Linked DNA regions of Mus musculus: region 2 is linked to region 1. Evidence: chromatin contacts called from ENCODE Hi-C or POLR2A ChIA-PET data. All regions are on one chromosome and are shown on one strand. The core of a region is the stretch at or near the end of the contact, and the rest is flanking DNA. Distances in the headings are between cores, read along the strand shown.

Region 1 (6,156 bases), core at 524-3,023:
ATTCTTTTTTTAAACATACCATAAAGCAAATTTAACACTTTTATTATTACCCCTTTACGTTTTTTTGTTCTGAGACATGTTCATAAGCAGCCCAACCTTGTCAGCAACTCACTATGTAGCTGAGGGTGACCTTAAACTTTGGACTCCCCTGCCTCCACGCCACAAGTACTGGTATTTTACACCTTGTCCCACCCCACCCCACCCACTCACTCCCCAAGAACCCTAGAGCATCACCCCAGCTCTTCTACCTTTCTTTGATGCTGAGGATCCAATCCAGGACTTTGTACAAGCACCGTACCAACTGAGCCACACACCCCAACTTCTTAGCATATTATTTCCAAAACTGGCTTGATAATGCATATTTTAAAAGTTAGGCATAGAGTTTGCCCATAATAACCTTGTTTGAGAATTTGCCATGCCCGGTGGTTTGCTGTTTTTCGACCTCTGCCCCAGTAAACGTTCACCAAAACTCTAGAATCCACCCATTGTATTGCTCTGTCCACGCTACATATTAAAAAAATGTTAAGGAGACGGCTCAGTGGGTAAGAGCACTGACTGCTCTTCCGAAGGTCCTGAGTTCAAACCCCAGCAAGCACATGGTGGCTCACAACCACCAGTAATGAGATCTGATGCCCTCTTCTGGTGTGTCTGAAGACAGCTACATTGTACTTATGTATAATAATAAATAAATTTTTTTTTTTAATGTTAAAGCTCAGAGGCTAAATAAACAGACTGGGGACATACGGCATCCAATTTTCAGGTCCTGTACTGAAACACACGCAACATAACTAGCTGTAACACCTATTTTTCTCAAATGACTGATAAAATAAATGTCCCTTTGCTGTGTCGGTAGCTCAGGCCTGTAATCGTAACACCAGAGAAGAGGGTTGGAATCAAGAAGATGGTTAGCGATAGGGTAGCTTGGGTTATAGAAGGATATATCTGAAAAAAAATTGAGTTTACATACATACTTTTAGAATACATAAATTCAATGCTCCCTATCTCAGCCAAGTTATTCACAATAAATCACCTCACTGTCTCGGCCTGCCTCCGTCAGAAGTGACTCAGCAGAGTAACGGGGCGGTAGGCACCCCCAGAGAAGGTCCGCAGATGAAGAGTACCCGGTAGGCAAACTTCTCCAGAGCACGTCCGGAAGCCTAATTCCGAGGGCCAGAAATCCTGGCTGGGGTCTGTTCCTAACTCCGCCCAGCTTGCCTCGGCTTCCTCTGGAGAGGCCCTAGGGCTCCTAGCTCCGACTGGTTGCAGCCGGTGTAGACCGGGTCGGGGCAGGTAGAGTAGCTCATCTCCCAACTCTTCCTGGAAGAAGCCGGGCCTGCTTGGGAGGGGGTTGGGGGTTGGGGGGAATAAACCTACTTCCTGGAGCTGGGGGAGGAGATGTTGACCTCTGAATCCACTCGGGACTCCGAACGGGAATCTCCCAGAGCAGTGTGCCTTTGCCTCCAAAATCCAGGTTCAACGCCCGTTTCCCGCTTAGGGCTATAGGAATACTGCCTATTCCTAGCCGCGAACATGCCTCTCCAATGCTTCCCAAACTCAAGGAAACTCAAAGAGGCAGTCCCGCAACTCTTCTTGCACGCGTGAGCCCCAACACAAATAGTAAGGCAGCACAGACTCTACACACCAGTGGGACAGCAACGACTGGTCAGAAAATGGGTTTGCTCACCAATCTGGAATCCGTGCCTGGATCAGTGCCGAGGACTTGCAGCCAAGGAGACGGCTCCTTCCAGTACTAAAGCCGGACTCCAGGAAAAAGGGGCGGGCCTGGCGGAGGAGGCGGGGCTGACCCCTGTGCTGGCTGGGACCAAACCCCGGGTCAGAAATGCGAAGATGCCCTAGACAAGTCTATGGAACAGTCTTTAAGAACATCATCATTAGAGACTTAGGCTTTCTACCGTATGCAAGTGTTTAATACACCTGTTCTCACTATCAATATATTGAAATGTCTAAAGAATAAAAGGTCTAGCCATACAATTAAAAGGTGACTGCATTTGATGGATTACAAAAATCTGCCAACTTTAAATTACCTGTGTGTATCTCTAATTTTAACGCATGGAACCAAAAGACTACTTTTATACTGAAGTACTTATACATTTACATATGCAAACTGAACTGGACTGGAACTGGACTGTAAGGGTTTTGGGTTTTTTGTTTGTTTGTTTGTTTTTAAGATTTATTTATTTATTTTATGTATATAAGTACACTGTTGCTGTCTTCAGACACATCAGAAAAGGGCATCGAATTCCTATTACAGATGGTTGTGAGCCACCATGTGATTGCTGGGAATTGAACTGAACTACTCAGGAAAAGCAGTCGGTGCTCTTAACCACTGAGCCACCTCTCTAACCCCTAGACTGTAAGTTATTAAAGGCAGGGCTACTGTGAAAAGAAAAGAATGCCAAACTTCCTGGTTTGGGAGACTGACAACCCAACTGATCTCAGAAGATGGGGGGAGGGGGAAAGACTTTGGGGAGGAGCTGGGGGTGGAGTAGGAAGTGGCTCAGCAGTAAATTGTTTGCCTTACCTGCATGAGCCTGTGAACTGGGCTGACTCACAATTGTAATTCAGCATTAGGAGACTGAGGCAGGAGGATTACTCATAAATTTAAACCAGCCTGGGCTACAGAGTGTTTTTGCCTCGAAAAACTTAAAACACAAAATGAAAAGTCAAGTCAGGAATAGATGTTTGGAGTGAGGATGGGAAAACATGGTGCAAGCATTCCTTTTTTTTTTTTTTTTTTTTTCTGGTTTTTCAAGACAGGGTTTCTCTGTAGCCCTGGCTGTCCTGGAACTCACTTTGTAGACCAGCCTGGCCTCAAACTCAGAAATCCGCCTGCCTCTGCCTCCCAAGTGCTAGGATTAAAGGTGTGTGCCACCACGCCTGGCTGGTGCAAGCATTCTTAAGAATCATAGAAAAACAGAGCAGAGAAGATGGGACGCTCAATGTCTAACATACAAGGGTAAGGTTTATTTGGTTTTGAGACAGGGTGATGTGACATGCATATTTCTCCCAGGCTGATTTCAAACTTGCTGTGTAGCTGAGAATGGTCCAGATTCTGCTTCTGTGGTGGTGGCGGTATTGCAAGCGTGCATCCCCTTGCCCCAGCTGATCCAGTGTTGAGCATTGAACCCAGGCTTTGTGCGTCCGGGCAAACACTCTGCCAATGGGATTAGCTCCTAAAAGAGATTTATAGACAGCACAAATAGGTGGCACCATCATATGGAGGAAGAATTTGGTAAGATCTCAAAGACAGGGAATGTGGGATGAGAGGATCTCTGAATGTGTGGTTCTTCAAGATTTCTGTGTTCTTACACTCCTTTGATTACTCCAGACTTGGTTGTTCTGTTACACAAAATTGCTATGGAGCCTGAGTTTGCCTGCTGGTATCATGGTTGGGGGTTCTCTGGATTGTCTCTTTAAATTCCAAATCAGTTCTCAGAATTGTAACTTTGTTTGTTTGGTTTGTTTGTTTGGACAAGGTTTCTTTGTATAACTGCCCTGGCTGCCCTAGAATGCCTTTGTAGACCAGGCTGGCCTTGAACTCAGAGATCTGCCTGCCTCTGCATTCCTGATTGCTCGGATTAAAGGAATAAACCACCATGCTTGTTGAATTGTAGCGTCTCTTCTCTTCTGTTCCATTATCCTTGAAGGAAATCATGGGGCTTTGCTCCTGAGTCATGCATACAACTCTTAGCCTTGAAGAATTGAGCCAGCCAGGAAGTCTGAGTAAGAATAAACAGAGGTAGCTGCTGTAGAGGTACAGGAGGTTGAGAAGTCTAGAACTCATTGAAACCTATTTAGCACAATAGCACAAGTAGCTGGATGATTCAGACTAGGGCAGAAGTCAACTCATGACCCCGCAGAGAAGATTTTTAAAGCCCTGCTCCCTTGTGCTATGGAGTGAGTGAAATTTATCCCTTATAGGCTTATAACCTACAGGGAGGTAAATGACCTATTCCAAGACCTGCAGTGTGAACTGAAGGTGGACCCTTTCCTTATTCTCTTTGCACTCAAACTCTCTTCAGTCTCCACAGGGCCAGGAGTCCCCTTCTCCTTGGAGAACATGACTTTGCTCTCTCTATGAAGAACATGAGCTCTGCCTGCCTTTCACCTTGTTTTGTACCATGTGTCCCCAGACCTCTGTCTCCTACTTCCCTCTTTAGTTCACTGCAGGGCAGAGGCTAGAGATGTATTCTAGCACCTCTCCAATTCATTTAGTTGTCCCTAAAGAAAACAGGAACAGGGGATGGAGTAATAAAGCAGGCTACTCCAAGTGTGTTTGCAGATCAGCCTGCTGGTCAGGAAACTATTACATCAGGTGTGGGAGGGGGAGGGGGGAGAGGGCGGCTGGAGAGATGGCTCAGAGGTTAAGAGCACTGATTGGTCTTCCAGAAATGTCCTGAGTTCAATTCCCAGAAACCACATGGTGGCTCCTAACCATCTGTAATGGGATGTGATGCACTCTTCTTGTATGTCTGAAGACAGCTACAGAGTACTGATATATAAATAAAACATTTTTTAAAAAAGAAACTATTACATTTATATTGTTACAGCTACATAGTTAATTAAGAAGCTTATATGCTGGTATCAGACAGAACTGGCTTCTAGCCTACTTCATTGAAGCTACTCCAAGGATCCACACGTGTTGACTTATGCCTGTGATGCCAGCACTTGGGTGGCTGAGTCAGAAGGACTGCTGGGAATTTGAGACAGCACGGGCTTTCAGAGTGAGGCCCTATCTCAGAAAACAAATAGACAGATAAAGAAATAAAACTATTTTTCTGGAGCCAAATTTTGCCTTTCAGAAGATCTTTATGGCACCAACTTTCATCCTTTTGACCATTTTCTGTTCTATATTCAACCGTTCCAAAGCTTCCTGGAGCTTTTCCTGCAAGGAGCTAGTTTCATTGCTTATTCATTATCCAGGATGGTGTGAATAAGATGGTCTCAGAGTTAGATTTGTTTTGTTGTTGTTTTATTTTCAATCTTAGATGGAGTGCTTTTCTTCTAGGGCACAAAGTATCTGCCTTTAACATCACTATCCCCAAGATAATGGGAAGATAAGATCTTTTAAAAATATTTTATTTAGAAGTTGGAGAGATGGCTCAGCGGTTTGAAAGCACTGGCTGCTTTTTCGGAGGACCAGAGTTCAATTCCCAACACCCACATGGCAGTCCATGGCTCTCCATAAGTCCAGTTCCAGGAGATCTGGCACCCTCACACAAATATAACAACAATGCATAGAAAAGAAAGAAAAGAAAATTAAAAACTATTTAGTGAGAGAGAGACAGAAACAGAGACAGACAGACAGACAGACACAGATACACATAGAGAGAATATATGTGTGTGCAGAGGACCTGAGGAAGCCAGCAGGCAGTATCAGATTTCCTGGGGCTGGAGATATAGGCATTTGTGAACTATATGATGTGGGCAATGGAAATTGATCTTGGTCCTCTGGAGGAGCAGTAACCCTGACATCATCTCTCCCTTAAAGAAGAAAAGCTCTTACAGCTTGAACTTTCACCCATTTACCACATTGTATTCTTTCATTGTTTTGTTTTGTTGTTTTGTATTTTTGTTTTTGTTTTTCGAGACAGGGTTTCTCTGTATAGCCCTGGCTGTCCTGGAACTCACTTTATAGACCAGGCTGGACTCGAACTCAGAAATCCGCCTGCACCTGCCTCCCAAGTGCTGGGATTAAAGGTGTGGCAATCTCTACTTCAATTTTTGATAGAGTGTTCCTCCCTGAACATAAGCTGGTTAGATTGGCTGGCCTGTGAATCTCTGGTATCCTGTGTCCACCTCCCCAGATTTAGAGTTACAAGGACACACCCGCCCACACATACTTTGCTTTCTAACACAGGTATTGGTGATCCGAACTCAGGTTCTTTTGCTAATACAGGAGACATTTTACTCATTGAACCATCTTCCCTAGACCCACTTTCTCAATGTTTTTTGTTGTTTGTTTGTTTGAGACAGGACTCACAATGCATGCTAGCTGGCCCAAAACTCTCTATGTAGACCAGACCTTGGACTCAAAGTGATTATCTGCTTCTGTGCTGGGATTAAAGCTATGTGTCACCACAACTAGCTATTCGAAGTATTGCTTTTATTTTTATTTTATTTTTCTTAGTATTG
Region 2 (6,070 bases), core at 2,212-4,711, 110 kb before region 1:
ATGCCTTTAATCCCACCACTCGGGAGGCAGAGGCAGGCGGTTTTCTGAGTTCGAGGCCACCCTGATCTACAAAGTGAGTTCCAGGACACCCAGGGCTATACAGAGAAACCCTGTGTCGAATAAAACAAAAAAAAAAAAAGAAAAGAAATGAAAGAGAAAGAGAAAAAGAAAAAGAAAAAGAAAAAAAAGAAAAAGAAAAAGAAAAAGAAAATCCTCCTTAGAATAGGTAACAAAATACCCATGGAAGGAGTTACAGAGACAAAGTTTGGAGCTAAGACGAAAGGATGGACCATCCAGAGACTGTCCCACCCAGGGATCCATCCCATAACCATCCACCAAACACAGACACTATAGCATATGCCAGCAAGATTTTGCTGAAAGGACCCTGATATAGCTGTCTCATTTGAGGCTAGGTCAGTGCCTGGCAAATACAGAAGTGGATGCTCTAAATCATCTATTTGATGGAACACAGGGCCCCCAATGGAGAAGCTAGAGAAAGTATCCAAGGAGCTGAAGGGGTCTGCAACCCTATAGGTGGAACAACAATATGAACTAATCAGTACCCCTAGAGCTCGTGTCTCTAGCTGCATATGTAGCAGAAGATGGTCTAGTCGGCCATCAATGGAAAGAGAGGCCCCTTGGTCTTGGAAATTTTATATGCCCCAGTACAGGGGAACACCAGGGCCAAGAAGTGGGAGCAGAGCAGGGGGAGGGTATAGGGGACTTTTGGGATAGTATGTGAAATGTAAATGAAGAAAATATCTAATAAAAAAATGAAAAAAAATTAAACAAACATGCAAAAGAAAAAAAAAAAAGGAAGAGGACAAACTCCCACAAACTGTCCTTTTATCTCTACTTGTGGGCTGTGGCTCATGTGCATGTATACATGGATGCACACACATACAATTTTTTAAAAAGTAGTTAAAAAATTTAAATCACACCAGTAGTGGTGGTGCATGCCTTTAATCCCAGCACTTGGGAGGCAGAGGCGGGCAGATTTCTGAGTTCGAAGCCAGCCTGGTCTATAGATTGAATTCCAGGACAGCCAGGGCTACACAAATTAAACCACAAAACAAATATGGAAACCCATGGCCATTATAGTCAGGAACAAATATTAGGTTTCGTTCAACATAAAGACATCAATCAACGTGATAGCCCATATTAATAGAATAAAGAATAAAAACCACACAATCTCAATGATGGTGAAAAATCGAAGAACACATTTGACAAACTTCCACATACTCTCATGTAAAAAGAAAGAGAGCAGGTGGGATTAGAAGGTACCTTCTGCAGCCTGGGAAATGTGTGTAACATCGCCCCCAACCCTACCAGCTAATATCACAGGGCTTCCCCATGGTAGGAAAATAGAAAGGAGAAGAGAATATTCTTTTCCATGACTTGCATCCAATGCTGTGTTATTAACTCCAAGAAGGAAAGAGAACATGTCTCTGCACCCTGGGGCGAGCTGCTCCTCCTACCTGCAGCAGCTCTGTATCTGACCACTCACGCCGCAGCTCTAGATCCGAGATAAGTTCCTCCACCAACTGACTCTGTTGAGCCAGCTCAGCCTCTGCCCCCGCCAGGCTGTCCAGTATCATCTGCTCCTCTTCTCTGAGTCTTTTCAGCTCTCTCTGTTCCTCCTTGTCCAGGATTCTTCTAAGCTGATTAAAGCCTGTTTGAATCCTTTGTCTCTCAGTCTGGACCTGGCGCTGCAGGAATGGACATTGGGAGAGAGAAAGATGTAACAAGTCTCCCAGGCTGAAGGAAGATGTCAGTGGAAGTAGGACTTCAAGCCAAGGGAGACATAGGAATATAACAGCAAGTTGAGGATGCTATTCTTCTCTTCTATTTCCCCTTTAGTACAAACAAACTCAAACAAGAAGAATAAATAAACAGCCCTCTCCTCATCCAAAAATAATGTAAAACTAGGATGAGGCTCAGATTGTAGATGGACAGATGTCTTGGGCACTCGTGTCTCCCTACATCTACATGAGCACTCCTGGTTTTGAAACCTAGAGGAAACTGTTTTTTTTTGGGGGGGGGGGTTGTTTGTTTGTTTGTTTGTTTTGCATGGTATCTTCTAGCAGAACTGTCAAAAAAGAGAAGAACAAAGACTCGTCCAGCCTTTGACATTATACAGTTTATCTCTGCACTCAATTCTAAATATGTACGTGTATTTACAACGATATGCTCCCATCCCTCAACCATAAAATGTAACTTGTCAGGTAGCTTTCGACATATTGAATACAAGGAAACAAAGAGCCTAATTGGATGAAGATCAAAGAAGGTCATCCTAAAATAGGTCTCAGCATCACTCAGGAAGCCATTCTTGCCTTCCAGGAAAGTCTGTCTTCTTTGATGTCAGCTTCCAATGTCTCCACCTTCTCCTGCTCCTTCCTCAGCCTCGTGAGAGCTTTCTGGAGATTCTCCTGCGTGAAAGGAATCATACCGGTCATGCGCTCCACCTGGACAGTGAACTAACAAAGAAACCAGTTTGTGCCCAGAAAAAGACCAGTTCATAAAAGCTGTGAGGTTGATGTGTAGTGTTACAACATAGAACAAAGTCTAAGGAGGTGGATGAATGCATTCTTGATCCCTAGAGGAGTAAAGTCATCACCTACACACTGTTTTCCCTTAGACTAAGTACAGACCATGCAGCAATGCCACCCTCTCCTCAAACCCAATTCACAGTGTTCACCTGCAGTTGCCTTGCTGAGAGGAGCAGTGGACTCAGGGCTTGGGAAGCATTCCCCACCCAAACAATGCAAGGGAAAGGGACCAGAAACCTTCTGCTCTTTGATCAAGAGATTGTGTGTACTGCAGGCCAACCCTTTACATAAATGGAAAGAAAAGACATTTCTAGGCGTTAGGAACCCAGTGGTAATGTGAATCAAGAATGATGGCAAGGTTATATTTCTTACTGAGAATCACTTTCTGCCCTATCTTCCTCCATCACGGACTTACCTGACATTCCCTGACTGCTTCCTCCCAGAGGAATGTGTGGTGACCACGATGCTCCTGAGAACGCTCACAAACCCAGCAAATGACCTTCTTGTCCTCCTTACAGAAGAGAAGGAGCTTCTCTCCATGGTGTACACAGAGATCTCTCTTTGTCCCAATGTCAGGCTTCAATTTAACCTCCCCGAGTCTCTCTACTACATTTGCCAGATGTTTATTAGCCTGTAGATTTTCCAACGAGAATCTAGTACCACACACAGGACAGCTGCTTTTCCCTCTGGGGTTGATCACTGCATTCTTGTTCGAGATGAGACAGGCTTGGCATACAAGGTGGCCACAGCCTAGACTCAGGGCTTTGGTCAAAAGCTCTTGGCAGACAGGGCAAGTGGTCTTCTCCTGTATATTCGTCGGGCCTGTTGAGGCCATTATGTTGCCCCTGTGTCTTTTCCTGTCCTAGTCTCTGAGGCTCTTCTTTCTTAAGGACTGCTGGATGGCTAGGCAGATTCTAAAACAATGGTGAGTCAGTTCTCCAAGGCAACTCAGGACAACACAGCCACTAAGTATCCTTCAAGGTAGATAATATGATGGTTGAAAGCTCTCAATTTTCACCCATTACTAGACAGAATCTGCAACAAAGGACAAACCCTCAGTAATTTGGTAAATGGAACAGAAACACTCCAGATGAAGAATGCAGTGGTGGCACAGGAAAGAGAAGGCAGAAGGAACAGAAAACACAGGTAAAACAGGCCTGAGCACTGTGCAGAAGTGCAGTCCAACAACAGAAGACTGGGAACCTCCATAGCACACTGGTAATGGACCAAGTCTCACTTTTCGTCCTAGTAGTTGGCCATGCAGTACAGTGTTGGGACAATGACTTTGATTGGGACCTGGCAGGTTTAGGGGTGTGTTTTCTGGCTTCCATTATTAAAACGAAACAAAACAAAAAACACCACAAAACAAAACAGCTGGGCAATGGTGTCAAAGACCTTTAATCGCAGCACTAGGGAGCCAGAGGTAGGATGATCTCTGTGAGTTTGAGGCCAGCATGATCTACAGTCAAGCTACACAGAGAAACCCTGTCTTGAAAAATCAAAAATAAAATGAATTTTTAAAAAAATAAATCATGTATTTCAAATAAAGATCTTAATATGGACAAGAGCTGATACCAAAAATTAGTAGAAAGAAACAAGAGGTGAAATTAGTGAGCTGGAAACTAAAGGCATAAAAAGGGCCAGCATGACAGTCCTTTGAAAGGGTAAACAGGACTGACAAGTTCTGGGCCAAAAGAGTCAAAAGAGTGAGAGAGGTAAATGCATATGATCAGTACAAGTTGTATAAGTACACACAAATTAAAAGAACCAAAGATGTTATTTTTAAAAGTTAATAAAAGCTAATGAACATTAAAAGATGATGTTCAACCTACAGTTGATTGGTAAATAATAAAAAGAAAAGTTTAAACATCACTATGATGTCTGGAGAGATGGTTCAGTGGTTAGAGACTCATGTTGCTCTTCCGGAGCATCCAAGTTCAGTTCCCAGAACCTGCATGCTGACTCAAAACATTCGTAACTTCTAATCTACACGATTTGAAACCCCCTTTTGACCTCTGAAGTCACACACACGTGGCACCCTTGAGTTCTCTCTCATTCTCGTTTTTCTTCTTCTTTATTATTTCTTTTAATTTGTATTTTTGAGACAAGGTCTCATGTAGCCCCGGCCAGGTGTCAAACTGGCTGGATAAGCAAGGCTGGCCTGGACCTAACTTCTGATTGTCCTGCCTACACCTCCTAAGTGAGGGCATTATCAACCTGCACCAGACCTGTACTTGCTCTGTCATAAAACGTCCTCCCACTCCTCACATAGCCTCGTCTCTGGATTCTTTCTCTGATGACAGCAAGAATCCGAAGGCATTAGGATGCGGTCTCTTCCTAGCCCTCTCTTTACCTTGGAGACCCCCCAGCCATATTCTCTCTGCAGCATCATTCCAAGCCCACCCACCTCCTGTTCCTTTCTCTGTAGCTCCTCCGGAACATCTTCCTCTCAGATTTAAGGAAAGCCCATCTGTGTTAAAGCTTCAACTTCCTTATGATCCTACTGAAAGCCAGGAGGTGGTGCCATATACCTTTAACCCCAGCAGTTGGGAGGCCGAAGCAGGTAAATCTCTAAGTTCAAGGCCAGTTGGGTCTACAAAGCTAGTTTCAGGACATGGAGGGCTACACCAAGAAACCCTGTTTCCAAAAACCAAAACCCAAAACAAAATAAAGTAAAAGAGATTATATTGAACCGTTTGCTTACTCTGAAAACAAAAGCTGCATAGTCTATAAGCTACTTAGTTCTTCTTATTTTCATTCCTAGCTGGAGTATAAGCATGTAGATTTATTTCATATTAGATAAATATCAAATGGGTGCTTAGTATGCTTTTTTATGCCAAAACACGCTTTATTTCCATTGACATTTTTAATTAAGAGAGAGAGAGAGACCTTAATTATCTTTTGTGTTTGGCCATGACTAAACTCTCTAGCATTGCAGTGCAGATTCAGAAAAAGGAGATGTGGTGAATTCTGAAAAGTGAAAGTACTGGACAATGGCGGGCGGGTGTTTAAACCATCTATGAAGATGCAAAATGCCCATATATTAGCCTAACATGGAAAATATTCAGGATCAATATCTTACCAAGAACACCTAGGCTCTGTCCAGAGCAATACCTAACTCTTGTTTACTATCTCTGAGTAAGCAAAAAAAAAAAAAAAAAAAAAAAAAAAAAAAAAAAAAAAAAAAGAACTGATATAACTTTTAGTGCAAAGATGCAAGCAAGAATGATCAATAAGGCCTAAGCCAGGTGAGGACACCAGGATCTCTTATGGCTACTGAGACAGAAACAAGCAGGTGGAGGGGTGAGGGGGTTGGGAAGGCACAAGCTTGCAGTCCCAGCTACTTTAAGAGACAGAGGCAGGGTGATATTTGACCCCAGAACTCCAGGACCAACCTCAGTAAGGCCTCAAAAATACACAATGGAGTACTACTCAGCTATTAAAAAGAATGAATTTATGAAATTCCTAGCCAAATGGATGGACATGGAGGGCATCATCCTGAGTGAGGTAACCCAATCACA

Evidence for each region. Hi-C counts contacts between places; a loop is a spot of excess contacts on that map. ChIA-PET counts read pairs that join two places held with the same protein, here RNA polymerase II (POLR2A).
Region 2: a map of heart shows a loop between it and region 1 (2.5-fold over the local background). The contact joins the promoter of Trim34b here to the promoter of Trim6 in region 1. A Hi-C loop is called at or near these places in 4 of 37 maps with a recorded cell type or tissue (heart and left cerebral cortex). POLR2A ChIA-PET finds 5 or more read pairs at or near these places in 2 of 5 experiments (both embryonic stem cell).

The regions. Positions count from the first base shown.
Region 1 is chr7:104,214,412-104,220,567 of GRCm38, reverse strand. Trim6 (tripartite motif-containing 6) reads right to left here and starts at 1,773. Exons shown (of 8, transcript NM_001013616.2): 1 at 1,685-1,773.
Region 2 is chr7:104,326,862-104,332,931 of GRCm38, reverse strand. It overlaps Trim34b (tripartite motif-containing 34B), which reads right to left and starts at 3,461. Exons shown (of 7, transcript NM_001243916.1): 1 at 2,965-3,461; 2 at 2,334-2,429; 3 at 1,479-1,709. The coding sequence starts at 3,384.